Linked DNA regions of Homo sapiens: region 2 is linked to region 1. Evidence: chromatin loops called from intact Hi-C (ENCODE). Cell type or tissue: natural killer cell. All regions are shown on one strand. Each heading gives the region's core, and the rest is flanking DNA. Links, peaks and the distances in the headings are about the cores only. Region 1 has its middle 19 kb from the start of LINC00299. Region 2 overlaps LINC00299 (long intergenic non-protein coding RNA 299).

Evidence for each region. A loop is a pair of places that touch in the nucleus more often than their neighbours do. Peaks named below come from ENCODE experiments on the same cell type or tissue, not always from the same donor. Only the 100,000 strongest peaks of a DNase experiment are listed, where the experiment ranks them.
Region 2: it touches region 1 in a loop (3-fold over the local background); 3 of 110 quality-filtered maps call a loop at or near these places.

The regions. Positions count from the first base shown.
Region 1 is chr2:8,341,984-8,352,249 of GRCh38, forward strand. No RefSeq gene overlaps it. Among named protein-coding and RNA genes, the nearest start is that of LINC00299, 19 kb to the left of the region's middle. In natural killer cell, for the core only: no CTCF peak of the experiment used is centred there; a DNase peak (open chromatin) is centred at 4,488; H3K27ac peaks cover 2,142 bases.
Region 2 is chr2:8,278,714-8,288,979 of GRCh38, forward strand. LINC00299 (long intergenic non-protein coding RNA 299) reads right to left here. Exons shown (of 9, transcript NR_034135.1): 7 at 8,625-8,845. Among named protein-coding and RNA genes, the nearest start is that of LINC00299, 45 kb to the right of the region's middle. RefSeq lists an enhancer at 2,719-3,219. In natural killer cell, for the core only: no CTCF peak of the experiment used is centred there; DNase peaks (open chromatin) are centred at 3,378, 3,908, 4,248 and 4,368; H3K4me3 peaks cover 3,369 bases; H3K27ac peaks cover 4,817 bases.

The sequences.
Region 1 (10,266 bases), core at 984-8,983:
ATCCCGGGAACCTCTTTGAATTTGTTACCTTACCTGGCAAAAGGGACTTCACAGCTGTGATTAAATAAAGGCTGCTGAGGTAGGGGGATTTTTCTGAATAATCTGGGTGTGCCTCATGTAATCACAGATTCATATAAGAGGGAGGCAGTCGGTTACAGTCAGAGGGAGTGAGGATGACGGGACAACAGAATGAGAGGCTGGAGTGCTGTCCTCTGAAGACCGAGGAAGGGACCATGAGCCAAGGAACACAGGAGGCCTCGAGGAAACAGAAAAATCGAGGAGACAGACTCTCTCCTGAAGCCTCTAAGAGAAACACAGCTCTGCCAACACTTCGATTTCTACTTCTGACCTCCAGACAGTCACAGAAGAAATATGTGCTGTTTTAAGCCACCAAACTGGTGGTAATTTATTACAGCAGCAATGGGAAACTAATCCACTCCCTGATTAGTTCTTCACACCAGCAGGTCTCTTTAAGACATACATATGTTCATATCATCCCCGGCATAAAACTTTTTATAAAGACTTCCAATTTATATTGGAATAAAGTCAAAATTCCTTAATGTGGCCTGCAGGAGCTGTTCCAGCCTAACCTTTGTCCTCATTTGTTTTCATTCACCCGCTTGCTTGCTAAACTCTAAGCAAAGTGGCCTTCCTTTTGTTCATCAAACAGTCCAAGTTCTTCCTGCCTCAAGACCTGGGACAGAGATCAGAACCTGTCACAAACCTCATCTGTTTTCTTCCTAGTGCCATAGAGAGGTTACACTTCGAGTCTCCCTTGAAGTTAACTAGGACCATGTGACTCTTTGGTCCATAGACCAAATAGAAGACTGATCTCTACCCCTGCTGACCCAGGCCCCTGCAATTCACCCTGCCGCCCTCTGCTTCCCTCTGACAGCTGAATGCACAGGACATGGGGTTTGGAGGTTGGTAGAGTCCAATTACCATGTGGCTGAACGAATTTCACTTTGGCAGTGATGTGAACAGTGGTGGACTGGGATAGAAAGACTGGAGGTAGAGGGACCAGTTAGGAAACCACTGGTAAAAAGAATAACAATAATAAATGTATATTGTTATATTGTTAACATTTATTATATCATAAGTATAATATATACCAAGCACTGCACTAAGAACAGAATTCCATTAAAACTCATTTACTCTTCATAACAACCATAGGGGCAAGACGATATAATTACGCCTGTTTTACAGATATGAAAACTGAAACAGAGAAGTTAAGTAACTTCCCAAGATCATACAGCCAGTGAGCAATGGAATGACAATTTGAACCAGGCAGTCTGATGCCAAGTCCAATGCTTTTAACTACTACTTTATACTGGGGTTGCTGTTACTTTCAAGGACAGTGGCAGCAGAGAAAGAGAAATCCCAATGTAAGGAAAAAGTTGTCAGACATGACACAAAGTGTTTAACCACAGTGAAAACAGAGGAGCTGTGTTATTCTGGCTCTTTCCAGTGTTTAACCTAGCCTCATACAAAATCCCCTGGATACTAGATTCCCTTTTTTAATAGAAACCAAGCCTTGGAATCAAGTAACATTCCCACCATTAAGGTGTCCTCAAACCTGTGCCTGGTTACTTCTGCCCTTTCACTCCACATCTCTCACAACCTCTAGACAAGGAGAGGCCAAGAGAACATTGCAGGGAACTAAACAGAGATCATAACCAAGGGCAAAAACGAGGACGGTTCTTCTTGGGAAGTTGGAGTGAGTATTTGGGATTACTACAGACAATTGTAATTCTCCTGGGTGCCTGTCACCTTTGCCTTTCCAGTCCTAATCTCGGTAGTAGGTATTTATAAACAGTACCTGTATTAGTTCATTTTCATACTGCTATAAAGAACTGCCTGAGACTGGGTAATTTATAAAGGAAACAGGTTTAATTGACTCAATGTTCTGCATGGCTGGGGAGGCCTCAGGAAAATTACAGTCACGGCGGAAAGGAAAGCAAGGCACCTTCACAAGGCAGCAGGAAGGAGAAGTGCCTGATGAAGCAGGGAACGGCCCCTTATAAAACCATCAGATCTCGTGAGAACTCACTATCACGAGAACAGCATGGGAGAAATTGCACCCCCATGATTCAATTACCTCCACCTGGTCTCTCCCTTGACACTTGGGGATTATGGGCATTAAAATTCAAGATGAGATCTGGGTGGGGACACAAAGCCTAACCATATCAGTGCCCAATCGAGCTGCTCCTGATTAGGGAGTGACATTAATAGAACGCCCCTCCATAGTCCTGGATTCATAAAGAGTTCTCTGCAGTTAGGTCCCCTATTGATTTGATCACATGACTTTTTTTTTTTTTATTTCTTCAAATAACAAGTCTAGTCCTGCATGCGGGCCTGCTTCAATTAGACGCCAGCACTACGATAATTGTAATTTTTTCCTTTGGTATGCATGAGTGTTCCTGTGGGAACATAATTTAGCTGGACATATTAAATCATGTCATCGGCAGTCACAAGCCAAATGAATTATTGATCAATGGCTGTGAAATCAAAGTGCATCTGCAGAATTACATTTGGAAGCAGGGATTCATTTACAGTAAACTTGACTCTGGAAGTGCTCCATCTGACTGAGTGCAGGGTGGAGTGATCTCTCCATGGCTTTACTTCTTATCCTCTAAGTATCTGTATTGTGTCTTTGAAAGGGCCTTGCTGAATCTAAAGTAAATACAAATGCTGCCGTGATTATCATTTGAGGTGATTGTCTTCTATTTAAGAGTAGAAATAGAAAATTGGAGTTTCCAGCCTGTATGTTACCTCCTACCCAAAATGACACCACTGCTACCAATATTCCTCAGCAGCCATTGAGTGACACTGTGGCAGGCACTGCCCTCCACTCACAGGGCTCCTTCACTGGCCTTCCTTGCTGGGATTGTTCTTCCCTCACACAGCCACATGGCTAGTTCCCTTGCCCCTTATGTGTCATGCTGTTTAATCGTCTCCACCCTGTTAGGCCAGCACAATTATTATCCCCACTGGACAAACAAGGAAACAGACAGGGTTAAAGAACTCTCCCAGAACTGCACAGCTAGCAAGCAAGACAGGTAAGATTCAAACCCAGGCAGCGTAAGTCCACATCAGATGTGCAGCGCCTCTGCCCATGGGAGACAGGAAAGAAGAACGTGGGTAGCAGGTGTCTGGGGAGCCTGCCTGGCTAGTATCGAAACAGGCCATGGAATGTAGGGTGGGGGGTGATTTCACCTTCATACCCCTCCTCCCCATTTCCCACAGGCACTTTTCAAATTTTCACACAGGTCACAGGGGTCTTCTGAAAATACAGATTCTGACTCCCTCGGAGCAGGGTAGGCCAGAGGCTTTGCATTGCCAACAAACTCAGGTAGTGCTAATGCCGCTGGCCCGTGGCCAGGTCTGGAAGGCTGGGTCAGGGGGAGGAAGGCTGAGTGAGGAGGCTAGTACATCTGTCAGGGTCCTGGCAGACCAAGATGGCGCATCCAAGGGCTATGGAAGAGCTTATTGAAGAGACTGTTTCCAGAGGGGCGAACAGGTTAAGGGAACCAACAGGGTGACTTAAAGACCCAGAAACTAGCAGCAGGAAGCTGCTACCTGGGTCTGAAGGGTGATGAGGAGATGGGTCTGGCCCTGGGAGAGGGGCCATCAGGGGAATCATCTCCAAGGGAATCATCTGGTGCCTGTGCCTCGGCTAAAGAGGTGCCCTCCCAGTGGCTGGTTTGTGTGGTCTCCTGCATATGGTGTTCAGCTACACCTTGGCCTCCTAAGCAAGGAAAGCCATGCCTCCTCTGGGCACCCTGTAACCACAGTCTCAAGGATCCCATGCCTCCAGTAACCTCCATCCTCTCCCACATGGAGCCACAAGAACCTGAGACCTCTTCTACACCTTCTAATGGACTCAGAAACCTGGAATGGGGTGAGGGTGACCTGCATCTTTCTCCCAGGCATATAATACTGTGGTCTCAGCTTGCCTCCTGCCTTCAGAAATCTCTGGACCCAAAATAGACAACAGCCTCTATGGCCGAGCACATCCTCCAACTGCAGGGAACCTGTGTGAAGCTCTCCTAAAGACTCCCCCAGATTCCACTTTGACAGCAGCACCAAGACGGGCCCCGGGACTTCTGGAGCTCAGCAAGTGTCCAGAGGGAGAAAGCTGCCAGGCTCCTCATGCTGCAGACACTTCCATGGGCCCTAATAATTCCCCTGGAGACCTGCCCTTGACTTCAAGGAAAGACACCACCTCTACTGTGGGACTCCCCCACCGCCAGACTCCATGTACCCAAGAACGCCAGCCACCCGACTTCCTGGGGATGGCAGTGGCAGGATGGTGGCTGCTGTTTATAGGGCCTATGGAAGGTGTCCAATATTAATTTCTAACACTCTCTTTAGAATATGAGAACACTTAACACATTTTGTTTTCAATTATGGGTCTTAGTTGCACGAGAAAAGCTTCATGCATCATCTTACTACAAATGAAACCAGAACATACCCGTAGATGGACTTGTTAACAATGCTGGTAAAAGTGTGGTTAGGAGAGGTTGCTGCACCTTCTCAGAGAAACGAGCTTTGGCTTTGGGTTTTATTGCAACTCTCACCTTTACTGCAACTGTAACTGAGTCTCGTTACAAATCCTGCACATTTACTCTTCCCAAGGGCCTTGTGTGTGACGGATACTCAAATATTTTTTGATGTTTGTAAAGCAACCCCATGTTCTTTGACACATGGATTTTAAGCATGTGATTAGAGGTCATAGCTGCAAAACCAGCTGGCGCCAGAGGTCCTTCCTCCTCCATCTGAAGCAGCAATTCCTCAGAGAGTCCATGGAGTTTGGGAGAAATGGACAAGAAAGAGTTGAAGGAAAGGGGATCCCCACAACGTCAGCTACACCAGCCAAATAAACAGAGGCCATGGGAGGGGTGACAGATGTTGCTGTCAAAACACATCATCATGAGCATTGTGACACTAAGCTGACAGTGTGTCTAGTAATAAGATTGACATATGAGGTTCAAGTCATACAATCTGGGAGGTTTAGTTGTAAAATGATCAAAATACATGCAATTTCTGCCAGGACCTCATCTCACCATATATTGTTGGAAGGCATCTGATTCCAACTATCCTGGCCACTCCTAATGGGTTTTTCTTCAAGCAAATTTTATGGCCTTCAGGCTCCAAGAAGCATGATATCCACTTTGTAAGTCCTTCCTAATTGGCTATCCACATTCCTACGCACTGCACCCTATCTCCCAGGGGCATGTGGTGGCTGTGGAAGGCCTGCTTTTTCATGATATCTGTTCAGCTGAGCATTCTCTTTGAGGACTAGGATCCAATTTCAGTCTGGACTGTTCATGGCATTATAACAACCATAATACCTAACAATCATGATGTGCTTACTGCATGCCACGCTCTGTTTTAAGAACATTACATGTGTTACTTCACTTAACCCTCCAACAATCATATGACGCGTGCAGATTAGGAAATTGAGGCACGAAGCTGGATAGACTACAGTGACCAGTGACAGGGTGAATCATTGAGACAGTGAAAAAAACAGAGATGAGGACTCGGTGCACCTGCTTTCTACTCCAAATTTCTATGGGTGATCTGTTATGTTTTCCCTCTCTGCTGACTAGTAGATGATAAATAACTCTGTATTTGCAAGAAGAATCTCTCAGGTGTCCATGCACAGTTCGCTTTCACTCTGTGAGTCTAACTGCAAGACTTCTTTAGGGAACATCACCCAACAGCATAGACCTCATAGTGATGCAAAACAAATAAGTCACATTTGTGATAACCAAAAATTGCTTTGTGTAGTAAAGCGTGACTTTAATAAGCTTTAAATGGTACAATTGCATAATTTACAATGGATATACTCTAATAGCACCATTTCTATAGCTCACACCCTGGCAAAAATTTTAAAGCCTAATTTCCATTGGAAAAATAACTTTCTCTTTTGCAAGTGGTCTCTAAATGAGAAAAGGCATTTGTATCAATTACTCGACACAGGAGACACAGTGTTGATCTACAAAATGAATTTTAGAAGGGAAAGGGATGGGAAGAGAGAGAGAAAATAATTTTAAGTAAATTGCATGCTGGACCTGCCAAAAGAGTATCTGGGTCCCAGCAAGAAGAGAACCTAGTTACTCCAAGGCATCTCACACCTCACGCTCTCTTTCCACTGCCTCTTGTTCAACTTCACCTAACACCTAGTCCCACTGTACTCATGTACATTATTTACCTATTGAGGCAAAGCCTACAATAGTGGAAATGGACACAGAAGTGTTGCTTAGGAAAAGGAACGTCATTTGAACAGCTGAAGACTGCATGTTATTTATCAGGATATTCAACCAAGCCAAAGGAAAAAGCAGCCACCGTGCACAGGGAGTTACAGCCCTGCTTGGCCCAGCTGTGACACAAATGGAGTGACAAAGTGAGCTGGGAGAAGAGAGCAAAAACATCCTCCCAGGTTCTCCTGGACAGAAAGCGGGACCTCTCCATCCCCTCTACAAGCAGAATTCGTGTGCTTTTCAAGCTCATTTCAAAACAATGGAATCCTTGAAATCAAATCCCAAACAGCCTGGAAAAAGAAGATACTGACAGTTATGAAAACCAGAAATGGTTATTTCTAGGTAGGTTCTGATTTTTTTAGTTACTTGTTTTCATCTGTTCTGCACTATACCATGCATATTACACATCTTACTGGAAAAAAATGCATTGATTCTGAGGCCACACATCAATAAATCAATTCCTGCTAGACAAGACATAGACAAATGAGTGTTGCAGAATGGGAGGAGCAGATACCAAAAAGGGCTCGTGACCTAGCCCCACTCCCTCTTCCACAAATTCTGTTACTTTCACCCTCTCACGAAAGCCCTTTGGGCCTTGTTTTCATATTTCAAAACAGCATTATTATTTTATCTGTCTGTGTCAGGCCTGATTTTTCTGCCTGAAATTGTACCAACTGAGTTCATGGTGCAAAAGGATTCTGCATTTTGTAAACCTGTCTTTAAAAGCCTCCCTTGCAGACAAGGTACCTGTCAGAGCCTCCTGTGGTTAGCTGGGGCCTTTTGATTGTTTGAGCAAACAGAATGGGTAGAAATGGGCCAGGCGCAGTGGCTCACACCTGCAATCCCAGCACTCTGGGAGGTCGAGGCGGGTGGATCACCTGAGGTCAGGCATTTAAGACCAGCCTGACCAACGTGGTGAAACCCTGTCTCTACTAAATATACAAAAATTAGCCAGGTGTGGTGGCACATGCTTGTAATCCCAGTTACTTAGGAGGCTGAAGAAGGAGAATGAATCACTTGAACCTGGGAGGCAGAGGTTGCAGTGAGCCAAGATTGTGCCATTGCACTCCAGCCTGGGAGTGAGACTCCATCTAAAAAAAAAATGGGTAGAAATGCATTCTGCATGTGAGAAAGACATGAATTTTTAGGGGCCAGAGGATGGATTGAATTATGGCCCCACCCCCATAAATCTTTGCCGTTCGTGGAAATGGGGGCTGAAGGACTCTGTTTGTTTGGGCTGCTGAAACAGAATCCCAGAGACTGAGCAATTAATGAAAAACAGAAATGCATTCCTTACTTCTGGGGCCTGGGAAGTCGAAGATCAAGGTGCCAGCATATGGTAAGGGCCTTCTTCCTGTGTCCTCACATGGCAGAAGGCAGAGGGTGAGAGAAAACAAACTCCCCGCATCAAGCCCCCTTGTAAAGGGACCTGATCCCACCATCTACAAGAGAGCAACCTCATGGCCTAGTCACCTCTCAAAGGTCCCACCTCCTAATACCATCACATTAGCAGCACCTGAATTTTGGAGGAGGCACACTCAAACCATAACAAGGATCAACACAGTGAAGACACCAGAGATGAAGATGGGATAGGGGAGAAAGCACCAAAAGAAAGTGGAGCTCACAGACTGAAGCCAGCACTTACGAAGAAGTCTGAGTTTTGAGGCAACCCAGGGAAAAGCGGAGTAGATGATTATCCACAGTGGGAATAAGGAAGAGGTGGTGAAAATGGACACTAGGCTAGAAATGCCTTCCTGCCATCAACAGCCTAAATTGGGGCTGGAACACGACCTCAAAGTCCTGCTGTTCACAGACAAACCCTCCCAGGCAGTAATAGCCCATTGGCAAAGCATCTTCCTTTCCCTATCAGAAAGCAGCCCCCACAGGGAATGGGGATAGGGGAAATGATGGGAGAGCCAGAAGTCTTCATCACACCCTAAAATGCCAGGGCACGAAACCTTTCACCAAATTCTCAAAAAGATCCGTCATTCTATACTACTCAGCCATAATATGGAACAAAATAATGGCCTTGGCAGCAACTTGGATGGAGCTGGAAGCCATTATTCTAAGTGAAGCAACTCAGGAATGGAAAACCAAATATCGTATGTTCTCACTTATAAGTGGGAGCTAAGCTATGAGGATGCAAAGGCATAAGAATGATATAATGGATTTTGGGGACTCAGGGGAAGGGTGGGAGAGGGATGAGGGATAAAAAACTACTTATCGGGTATAGTGTACACTGCTCAGAAATTACCACTATAAAACTTATCCCTGTAACCAAAAACCACCTGAACCCAAAAAACTACTGAATTTTAAAAAATAATAACTACATGTGAAAAAAAAATCTATCCTAATAATTCTCAAATAAGATTCCCTGCACCCAGCATATCATTGATTCTCACAGAATTCCCCTAACCAGCTGGATTCATCCAAATATATCGATGGTTATGCAAACACCTACCTAGCAACAGTCCTGGGTTGAATTGTCCGGAGCCTAGAAGGAGATGGAATCTCCAAGATTCATACCTGAGAATGGACACCATTCCTGGACAGGCTGGGGAAGGCCTAAGCTGTAAGGAGTTGCATAAGCATGGGTAGGCACAGTGGTGATGTGGTCAGGAACTCATTGTAGGGACAGAGAGACAGTCCAGTCTGCTGGTCACAGCACATGGTAGATGGTCAGTGAGGGCACCATCTCTATGTGTGACAGACCCCAGGAAGGGAGCTCTGCAGAGCATCTGTCAGCAGGTTGCAGGATTTCTGTGACCACACCTGGAGTGGGAGGCACACATCAACACCAGGGAAGATCAACAGAGGAGATGGTGCTGGGAGACCTGGGATGCTGGTAGATTACAAAGGCAAGGACTTAAGGACAGAAATCGGCAATAAAAAAAAAAAAATCAAGGACTAGGATTGGGACTTAGCAACAAGGCAGAATTCCAGAAAGGCAAACTGAGCAGCCCTACTGTAAACTCAGCTCCAGAACGTGGAGACCCAGAAAACCTAGCTCATGGGCCTCTGCCCACAGTCAGGCAGGCCCTGGGGACAGGGAACAGACAGTTGGGCCAGCAGGAAGAAAAAGGTGGTTCCTGGTTCTGAGAAGTAAGAGATTTCAGGGTCTTGGAAATAAGCCCAGGCCTGAGAGACAAAACCAACAGCTTTAGGTTATTTTTTTATATATACTAAAATAACAGTAATGTTGTTTAGAAAATAATCAGATAATAAACAAAAACACAAAAAAGAAAGCTAACCCATATTGATTCTCCTAAGTGATATCCATCATTAACACCCTGATATATAAACTTTCAGATTTTTCCTATATACACACACACACACACACACACACACACACACACACATATACACACATATACATTTGTGGGTTTTACATATATCAATATGCAAATTTTATCCAAAAAATGTATTTATATGAACTGGCTGTTTCATGACCAGCTTTTTAAACTTAGCAATATATAATGCATATTTTCCCATTTCCATAAATATAGATCAATATTCATTATTTTGCATAACTGATATAGTATTTATTTTATACATGTAGCATAATGTGCTTTACAAATCCCCCAATGCTAAACATTTCTTTCCACCTTTTTGAATTCATAAATGGTGCTGCAGGAAACACCCTGTATGTTATTTTCTCAGTCTAAGTTTGCGAAAGTGAAATCATCAGATCTAAGCCCATTTTTAGTTGTTACGTATTGCCAAACTGACTCCATGTAGCAGCTTGCACGCTCATGAATATTTATGTGAGAGGTCCAGGATCCTGTCACCACCATCTTTAATACCTCAAGGGCATTTATCACTTGGAATGTCACTTGTTTAGGTCATTCAGAAGGGGTCTCAAGTCACTCGTAGCTCCCTTCCCCCCCAGGTAAGATCTCAATATGACACTTGCAACTCACCAGAGCACAGACCCCAAGAACCGTGTAAATCATACCTTCTTGGGAAAATGTATGTGTCTTTATTCATTTTTACTTCCATA
Region 2 (10,266 bases), core at 829-8,828, 63 kb before region 1:
CATGCAAACAGGTAAGATGGCTTGCCCAGAGGGGAGGCACAGCAGCTGGGACTAGGAGCCCGACTTCCCCACCCCGGCCAGTGCCCCTTCCTTGCCTGGGAAGACCTCCCTCCCACCATCACAGCACTTGGACCTACAACCGTGAAAATGACTTTAGAGGATCTGGTCCAACCACTGCTAATAAGGTCACCAGCCTCAGCAGCAAGCTGCCTTCCATCCAAGCCTGGGTTTCCCAGCAGCCAGGATGAGTTGCCCCAACTCTGCCTCCTGGGGCCAGGCTTCCAGAACTCAGGGAAACACAAAGGCTTCTGATGGAGTTTCCACCTAGGACTTGGCGCATCAGTAAGAAGGTCATGAACTCGTTCAGGATCAGAAGCATTTAATTATTGGTGGACATTAGAGCTAGAAGGACCCTGCCCTCCATTTAAGCGACAGAAACAGAGGCCAAGAAGGGATATGGCTTGTCCAGGGGCACCAGCAGTTCAGTGGGATTCTGCTTTGACAGGGCTGGTCCTGCAGTCCCCTGCTGCCTCTGCCAAGCTTCTCCTTCGTTTGGATTTTTTGTCCTTCGTGTATTCTCCCAATCGATACCCTCTACCAAGTGCCTACTATGTACCAGGCGTGGTTCTAGTGCTAAGGATACAACATAGAGCAAGACAAGATTCCGACCCTGGGGATTTTATGTTCCACAAACCCCACGTGACCCACATCAGCCCATGAGACATGGGACTCCTGCACGGATGTAAGGAGGTTTCCCCACCCTGGCTTCCCCTAGAAAATGCTTTCCTTCAAGTATGTGCATCCTGTCCCATGGCTCCTGATCACCCTACAAGATGAAGCCCAAGTTCAAAGCCTCCATGACTGGTTCTGCCCACCTTTCCCACATTTCTTCCCCCACCCCCACCTGCCAAATTGTGCTGCAGTCACACAGATCCATAAGATCCACCTGGAACTCCTGCGTGGGGCATTGCTCAGCCTGCCACCCACCTGGGGCGCTTTTCTTCCTACTCTTCCTCTCCTACTCTGCGGACCCTCTTCCCAAAGCAAGGCGTGGGCCATTTGCTGCATTCTAATTGCATGTCTGATAGTCTGTGAAGTGCTTTACAGATGCTACATCACCTAACCCCACAGCGTCGCCGAAGAGACCACCGGCTCAGCCTTGCATGCCTGAGAATCACCTGGAGGCGCTGTAAAATATAACGCCCCCAGGTTCCACCCGAGATCCTCATGTATTTGGACTCTGGTGCTTAGGCATTAGAAGCTGTAAATGGTCCCCTTGGGATTTCAATGTGCAGCCAAGACTGAGGACAACTATAGTCTCTCCATTTTGCAAATAAAGAAGAGAGGTGCAAAAAAATTACCAAACATGCCAACATAAATTCATTGATTCCCATTTCTGTTAAAAAAGATAAAAAAGGCTAGGCACTGTGGCTCACACCTGTAATCCCAGCACTTTGGGAGGCCGAGGCAGGTGGATCACCTGAGCTCAGGAGTTCAGGACCAGCCTGGCCAACATGGTGAAACCCCGTCTCTACTAAAAAATACAAAAACTAGCCAGATGTAGTGGCAGGCGCCTGTAATCCCAGCTACTTGGGAGAATTGCTTGAACCTGGGAGGCGGAGGTTGCAGTGAGCTGAGATCGCACCATTGCACTCCAGCCTGGGTGACAAGAACAAAACTCTGTCTCAAAAAAAAAAAAAAAGATAAAAAAAAGCAGTTTATGTGAAAATGGGATTTCTCTCTCAGGTGTCTGCTGTAAGGACCTCCAGTATACGGTGGCCAGATTTAGCAAATAAAAATGCAAGACACCCAGTTACATTTGAATTTCAGATCAATAACAAGTACTTTGTTTGGTATGTCTCAAATATTGGACATACTCATGCTAAAAAATATTTGTTGTTAATCTGAAATTCAAATGTAACTAAGCATCCTGTATTTTATCTGGCAACTCTACTCCGGTAAATCAACACAAACAGAAGACTGAAATAGTCGTATATTATTAGGAGACAAATCCCCAGAAAGTGTTTTCAAGTTGTTATGTAAAATTTGACTCTTGCCTTGACTTTACCTGCATAGTTGTATATTTACTAAAGACTCACAAACAGAATGTCCATAATGCAAAAAATAAAATAAAGACAGGTGAGCTTTCTTTTTTTTTTTTTTTTTTTTTTTTTGAGACAGGGTCTCACTCTGTTGTCCAGGCTGGAGTGCAGTGGCATGATCTCAGCTCACTGCAACCTCTGCCTCTCGGGTTCAGGTGATTCTCATGCTTCAGCCTCCAAGCAGCTGGGATTACAGGTGCCCACGACGACACTCGTGTAATTTTTGTATTTTTAGTAGAGGTAGGGTTTCATCGTGTTAGTCAAGTTGGTCTTGAACTCCTGACCTCAAGTGATCCACCCACCTCAGCCTCCAAAGTGCTGGGATTACAGGCATGAGCCACCGCACCCAGCCCAGGTGAGCTTTCTAGACCTCTGTATGCCTACTCTTTTATGTGCCTAATAATAAATCTCTCAGTTCAGGCTGGCATTGCACTGGAGATTTTTCAGCGCATTTTGTATATGTATATTATCTTTTGGTTCTCACAACCAACATGTAAGAGAAACAGGTTTGGTGCTATTATTCCCCGTTTACAGATGGACAAGCACCGAGAGTGGTAATTATTCAAAGCCACGTGGACCTGGGCAGAACTAGAAGCCACATATTTTAGTATCAATGTTGATTTTTAGAAGATACAGTGCTGCTAAAGGTGAAGGTTCAGTCTTAGGTTTTATTATCTCAGCTCCAAAGTTCACAAATTTAAAAGCAGTAAATGAATGGCTAGCTGAATAATTGAAATAATTTTCAATTCATAAAATCACACCCTCAAGAAAGGCAGGCCTTCAGGAAGCCCATGGTTGTGGCCCTGTGGTTCAGCCAGCCCCACTCAGAAAGGTGAGGAGGGGGCCTGGCTTTCAGCCCCCACCCGAGACTCCGCAACTGTCCACCCGCCTCACCCTTTGCTTGCTGTACTTGCAGCCTGTTTCTTCCTGCCCTGCCCTGCCCTCGAAAACACAGCAGCTCCCCACCTTCCTCTGAGCATAATGCTTCCATACAATTATCGTAACAATTCAGACAATTTCAACAATTTCAAACAAGTATTGAAAACCCCTCAACCCACAATCTTCTGAAACGTCCATATCAGGTATTGGCAAATTGTTACACTGCCTGCACCAAAAATAAACAAGGACAACAGAGACGGAGGAAAATTCCCTTCCTGCTCTTTAAACTCCCACAAGCACCAACAACCTTCAGTGTTAAAACGTATCTTCAGTTTTGTTTCTGAAGTCTCAAGACTTCAAGTGAGGACACGCCCTCCGCCAGCTAGCCGGCCCATCCCTTATCTCGTTCCGCGGGGCAAAGATGAGGAGAGACCGACCCTCTGCTCGCTTCTTCAGCTTTGAGGAGCAGCCACCGAGGCAGCCTCTCAGATGCCACATCACACCCCACGGTGAAACTGTGTCACCTTCTGGCCACTGGGCGGGCCACACAGGAGCTGCGGTGGTCATCCAGTGTTTCAGCCAGGGTGCTCCAGAGGAACAGAATGAATAGGATAGATTATAAATAGAGAAGAGGAGGTTTATTCTGGGAAGTGCCTCACACGGTGGAGGCTGAGAAGTCCCACGATCTGCCGTCTGCAATCTGGAGACCAGGAAAGCTGGGGGTGTGGTTCAGTCTCAGTCCAAAGGCCCAAGAACCAGGAGCACCAGTGTAGGACAGCAGGAAAAGACGGACGTCCCCGCTCTATCCGAGAAAAGAGAACCCCCGCTTCTTCCCCCTTTAAGTTGGGTTCAGGCTGTCAGCAGGCTGACTGATGCCTGCCCACACTGGGGAGGGCAGGTCTTCTTTACTCAGTCTCAGCTCCTCCCAGACACACCCAGAAGTCATGCTTACCAGCTGCCCGGGCATCCCTTAGCCCAATCACGTTGATTCTCAAAATTAACCGTCATATCCAATTATACCTTTTGACCCAGCTGGTTAGCAGAACCAAGCTCAGAGAGCCTCCTGCCTGCCCACCCAAATACAGCCCTAAGGCCAAACAGATGCATGTTTAACTGGAGCCTCAAACTTAGAATGAGAGAAAACAGAAAGGCAAGTAAAAAGTAACTGTTTTGGTCAATAACCCGTGTATTCATCACTTCACTGACAGAGCTTATCGTATGTAAGTTCCTCATGGCAGATGGGCGCGTGGCCTGTGCACGCATGCAGGCCTGCACACTCACATGCACGCACACACACCGGACAGGTTAATCCCCGTATCATTGGCTGCCACGGGTTGCCTAAGAAGCTTAACAGGGCATGTTCTGACTTCAACAATGACCTGCTAATGGTTTTGCATTTTTCTCAAGTATTATAACCCATCTTTGTCCCCCTTATCTCCTAATGAAATCAGTAAATTGAGGTGACTGCAAGAGGGAGCGCAAAGGAAACACCAGAGCCAAGGGTGCCGCGAGGCTCTACTAAGCCACAAACCATCATCTTGAGGCGATTATCAGACCTTGACTTTTGCTTCGAGAAATAAAGTTGCAGATATCCTGGCGAAACAAAATTTCTTTCCGTTTTACTTAAAAAAGAAGAATGCAGCCCATATAGTTGTGATTTTGCTAACACTGAGAAAGCTGTCTCTCACTGCACTCTCCATTTGTGTGTCTTTTCCGCAGCCTATAGTTACAGCATGTGGCATTTCAACCTTCTGTCCCTTTTTTTTTTTTTTTTTTTGACTCTCGCTCTGTTATCCAGGCTGGAGTGCAGTGGCGCAATCTCAGCTCACTGCAACCTCCACCTCCCTGATTCAAGCAATTCCCCTGCCTCAGCCTCCCGAGTAGCTGGGATTACAGGTGCATGCCACCATGCCTGGCTAATTTTTTTGTATTTTAAGTAGAGAAGAAGTTTCACCATGTTGGCCAGACTGATCTCGAACTCCTGACCTCAGGCAATCCACCCGCCTTGGCCTCCCAAAGTGCTGAGATTACAGGTGTGAGCCACCGTGCCCAGCCCCTTCTATCCCCTTTCTAAAGTGTGTTCATAGCCATCAATACGTAGGGGCGCAATTCAGATTTATTCCCACAATTTGCCTTGATCCTTTTTAAAGGTGGGTGATTTGGCCCTGCATTCATCTTTCTCTCCAAGTTGCAAAAATCATTTTATATATTTAGTTACTTATTTCTTACCAATCCTCCCTAGCTCTGGGACACATCCCATCAGTCACCACCAGCCACTACCTTCGGCTTAAATTACTTTCAAGGCTTCTCATTACTAGTAGGAATCAACCACAGCAGCTAAGGTCCTTAAAATGGTCCCCACCTACTTCACCCAGAGTCCCTCCCCTTCGGTGCCCTGGCTTCAGCCAGGCTGGTCCGCTCTCATCTCTTCTAACACATGGCTTTGCATACACTCGTCCCTCCTAGAGCACTTTCACCCCGGCCTGCATGTCTCAGGGGTCCCTAGTCTGCCTCTGGACTTCCCTCCAACTGTCCCTTTCCCAGGGATCCTTCCTGGTCTCCCTCCCTAAGTTAACTCTCCTTCTTACACTGCTTCCCAGCACTGCACACCCTTTCTCTCACATCAGCTATCGCAGCTATGGTTTTACATTTATTTCAGTGGTTATTTGATTAGAGTCTATCTTCTTCCCTGGATAGTAAGTTTCATGAGAGCCAAGGCTAGATAGCCCTAGGATCTAGCACAGAAACCAGCACGTAATAAACATGCCTCATATATTCCATGGATGAAAAATACAGGCACCCAGCCTAGTTAAAGGACATGAAGAGTCTGATGCTATTTTCTCAAATACAGTCCTATTCCACATGATGCACAGACAGAAGTCAGATCGCAGAATTACTGTGACTCAGCTGCAGTCATTCCCAATCAAAGTGGCCCTTTGTTCCAAGTCTCAGGTCCCCTAGGTGTCAGATTATCCCACATAAGGCCAGGTTGAATCAGCCTTTGTCAGGAGAAAAGGGTCGTATAGTACAGACATATCCACAGTTGCCTGCCCAGTGGGCCATGAAGCCTCCCCAAAATAAGAAACAATGAACTGAGCAGGCACCCCAAAAGTCATTCAACTGCTTCCTATCATTTAGCTACACGGGAAACACAACACAACACAACACAACACAACACACACCCATAACATTATCCCATGCATTCAGAAATATCCCTGCCTAACACAATACACTGATGGAAACACATTCCCCTTCCCAACGAAGACAGGTCAAGTTGATCCCAAGGCAAGGCCACGCCACCGCCACTCCAACGTCAGAACTCATCAGAGTCCAAGGTCCCTGGTGACCCTTCTGGGTTTCTCTTACGATGATGCCTTGTGAGCTAAACAGTAAAGGTAACCACACAAACACTCTTGGATTTCAAGGGGGAGGAAAAGAAAGAGAAATGAGAACAAATATCTCCCCCTACAGGCTGGACCTCTAGAGAGGAGCTAGAGGAACTGAGGAATCCAGGAGAGGATTGGATGCTCATGAGGGGCACTGGTCTGGAGGCCAGCGTCTCAGCACATGGGGAGAGGGGAGCCACTCAGCATACCAGGAAAACATTTGAAAATCCTGATTTGACTGCCCCAGGATGACCCTCACTTCCCCCTTCCACGCCCACCTCTCCCCAGCACTGTGTGTGGTATGTTCCAGGCCAGCCCTTCTCAGGCTCACATGTGTGGCTGGAGTCTCCAGGGATGGGCTGCTGGCTTGTTTACATGAAGCCGGGCCTCCAAAGGTTTGAGATTCCACACTTCTTTTTTTTTTTTTTTTTTTTTTGAGACTGAGTTTCACTCTTGTTGCCCAGGCTGGAGTGCAATGGTGCGATCTTGGCTCACCACAACCTCCACCTCCCGGGTTCAAGCGATTCTCCTGCCTCAGCCTCCCGAGTAGCTGGGATCACAGGCATGCACCCCCACACCTGGCTAATTTCATATTTTTTAGTACAGATGGGGTTTCTCCATGTTGGTCAGGCTGGTCTCAAACTCCCGACCTCAGGTGATCCGCCCGCCTCAGCCTCCCAAAGTGCCGGGATTACAGGCATGAGCCACTGCGCTTAGCCGAGATTCCACTCTTCTAATGAGCTCCCAGGTGGTGTCTCTGCCCTGGCCCAAGGACCACACTTTGAATACAAGGTTCTAGGATTCATTAGACATTCGCATAGCTCTAAGTCAGGCTAAAAGTCAGCGAATAACTAACTGGCTACCAGTCCTGTTGGTTGGCTGTCTAGACTATGTAAGGCATAAATCCACAGACTTCACCCTGTCCTTGATGACTTGCATGAAATGGCTTTGACCTCCCTCCTGCATGCCCAGGGAACAGCTCCAAGTCCTCCCCAGATGCCTTTTAATTCGAGTCACTGATATTGCCAGGGGTGGCTCTTGCCCACACCTCACCTCATCTGACCCCACTGGGGACTGTCGTTCCTCTGCCTCACAACAAACCCAGGGCAGCTCCCAGCTGACCTGTCCCCAAACATCATCACACCAACGAATGCTAAGGTTTTGTTCGCAGCACACTTGGCCAAAGATTTGGAGTAAAGGGGTTTTGTTACATCAGGGGCCTTCACTGCCAGGGACATGTACCTTGACTTTTAGATGCCCCTGTTCTCAAGAATCCCATCAGCTCTGTAAGAAAAGATGTTTGCTCACCTCCACAGGCCTCTCCTTCCCATCTCCACCCTCAATTACTCATTTCTTCATGCAAAATGGGGTACTTTTATCTCCATTTATGGTTTTCTTCCAAACTATGCCTTTCATCCCAAGGAGGAATTTTGCTTAAAAAGAAAACAGCATATACTCCAAAGAGAATTTACACTGTTCTCTTAACCACAACACATTGCAGTTGAGGTCTGCATTAAAACTTTTTGTTTTCCTCTGCACAACACCTGGGTTAGACTGAGCCATGGAGAATCACTTATTCCACCGAGTCTTAGCAGCTGGCCTGGGACAGCTACAGGGGTTCACACAATCCACGGCACACCATGACCTTCCTACCTGCTTTCCCAGAAATCGACTTTCATGATCATTTCAACATTAGTCCCTTGTAGCAAAATTAGAGCAGCAAGTCTGATGAATTGAAGGGAAAAGAATAATCCAGGCCATTCATTAATTGGAATGATCCATGCCACCCCATCTTTCAACAGCATGGATAACTGAAAGTTGACTGTACTGTTAAATTAACATCAATGTTAAGCTTTCACTGTAATAAAACCTGCATTACATTATTCTTTAGGGCCAAGGCATAAATCCCTTGGTGGCTCATGAGTCAACACAACCAAGCCCAGGAGCTGGCTTTCGTACGCATGCAGCCAGCCCATGGAGGAGCCACACTAGCAGTCCTTATAACAAGAAGCCATCGTATTTTTATTCCAAAAGTCCTGGACCAAAAATCAGAAAGCAAAGCAGAAAGCATCTGAAAAGAAATGTACCATTTGGTTTGCCTCCAAACACACTTGTAAAGACACACGCCCTTCTGTTTCTGTATTTTCCCCTTCAGATTTATGACGTACACAAACAGCGAGAAGACAAACGTCCCCATTAAAACAAATTAATCCTGTAATAACAAAAATTATAATAAAACAATTGAGAGGAAGCTCACAGGTAGCAGGTATCCTCCAGGTGCTGGATAACCCTCCATGATGGCAGGTGTCCTGGAACATTACAGCCGTCGGAAAATAAAACTTGAGAGGGGTGGGTGCAGAGAGTCCTGGTTCATGTGCGTCTCCACAAGGATGGATGCTTGCTACTCCAAGTGTATCTGGACTCTGTGCCTGATCATGATGTGCAACTCGAAAATGCGTTTCCTTTTAGTTTTTTTCCCTTTGAACAAACAAAACCGGAACATAGGCATTAATGCAATTGAGCCCCTTTATAAGAATCCCAGCTGCCAAATGAGAATGGAACATTGTCAGAATGACAGGAATCGGGCCCAGGAAGAACTGGGGCCCTGAAGCAAGGGGGCAGCTCAAAGGTGGCACTCCTGACACAAGGACACCATGCCACAGTTGCACCAGCAAATGCACTTTAGAGGGAGAGGAGAAGAAGAGCAGGGAGAGAGCAGAGAGATCATCCCAGAGTATGGAAAACTCACAGGATTTGACCCCAACCGAAGGAGCAAGTATAGCCTAACCAGGACTTGAGTCTCAGAACACGTTTTGCAAAATGAGTGATATGGCATGGCTCAGTCCCTGCCTGATCAGGAGCAGAGACTGTGCAGAGGGGGAGCTGCTGTGAGAAGTCACGGTCGGAGTGTGGATGGAAGCACCCCTCGGTCTAACTGTCCTCAGCCATGAAGCTAAGCTGCTGGCTTTCCTCCCTAGTCCTCACCACCCCCAAGGCAAGGGGGACGTATCCCATTTGGAGAGTGTTTCTAAGGGATATTAGTGCCCAATCTCATTCAATCTATGCAAAAGCTGCAGGTGGGGCTGGGTGGTGGCGTGGTCACCCCTACTTTACAGCCAAGCACACACTACAAATAGGAGTAGTTACAGCAGAGAGATGCCTCCTATTCAGGTCTTCTAAACCCCAAACACACAGCAACCAGTCCCTTCAGCTGATTATGATATCACCAAGACCTACACACCCAGAAAGCTTGTACAATTTCCATGAAAGAAAAGAAACAACAAGAGAGCACCCTTTATAGTTTCCACATGATGGTCAGTAGACATTGGAACTAATTCAACAAATCTTGAAACATTAGAGGAAAGCTCTTTGCCCTTTACTCAGCGTTTTGATGATAAAATGCAAAATCAACATCGATTAACTAAATATTATGTTAACTTTATGCTGCAAATAATCACTGACTTCTGTTCTTATCTTTGTTTCTAAGCAAAGGATAATGCTAATTATCATTATTATTATTATTAATGAGAATTGAGTGCTTTGTATTCACAAAGATACTTGGTCAATAGCTTTTCAAGGATTCTTTTAAAGGAAAAAACAAAAGCAAAAATCTTGGAACTGTGTTTCAAACGTTAAAGCTAAAGTAAGATATTTAAGATATACAACCAATTTATTTCTACTTTGACTTATGATTTTTCCTAGGTATACAGGGATGGTTCAATATAAAAAATATGTATCAGTGGAATTCACCACATTAACAGATTTAAGGGAAAAAGTTATAAGGTTAGCTCATTCGATGCAGAAAAAGCATTCAATAAATTTCAAAATTCCTTTAAGATTAAGAAAAAAAGCTTCTGAGCAATATATAAGAATTTCTTCAGCTACGGATATAGTATTTA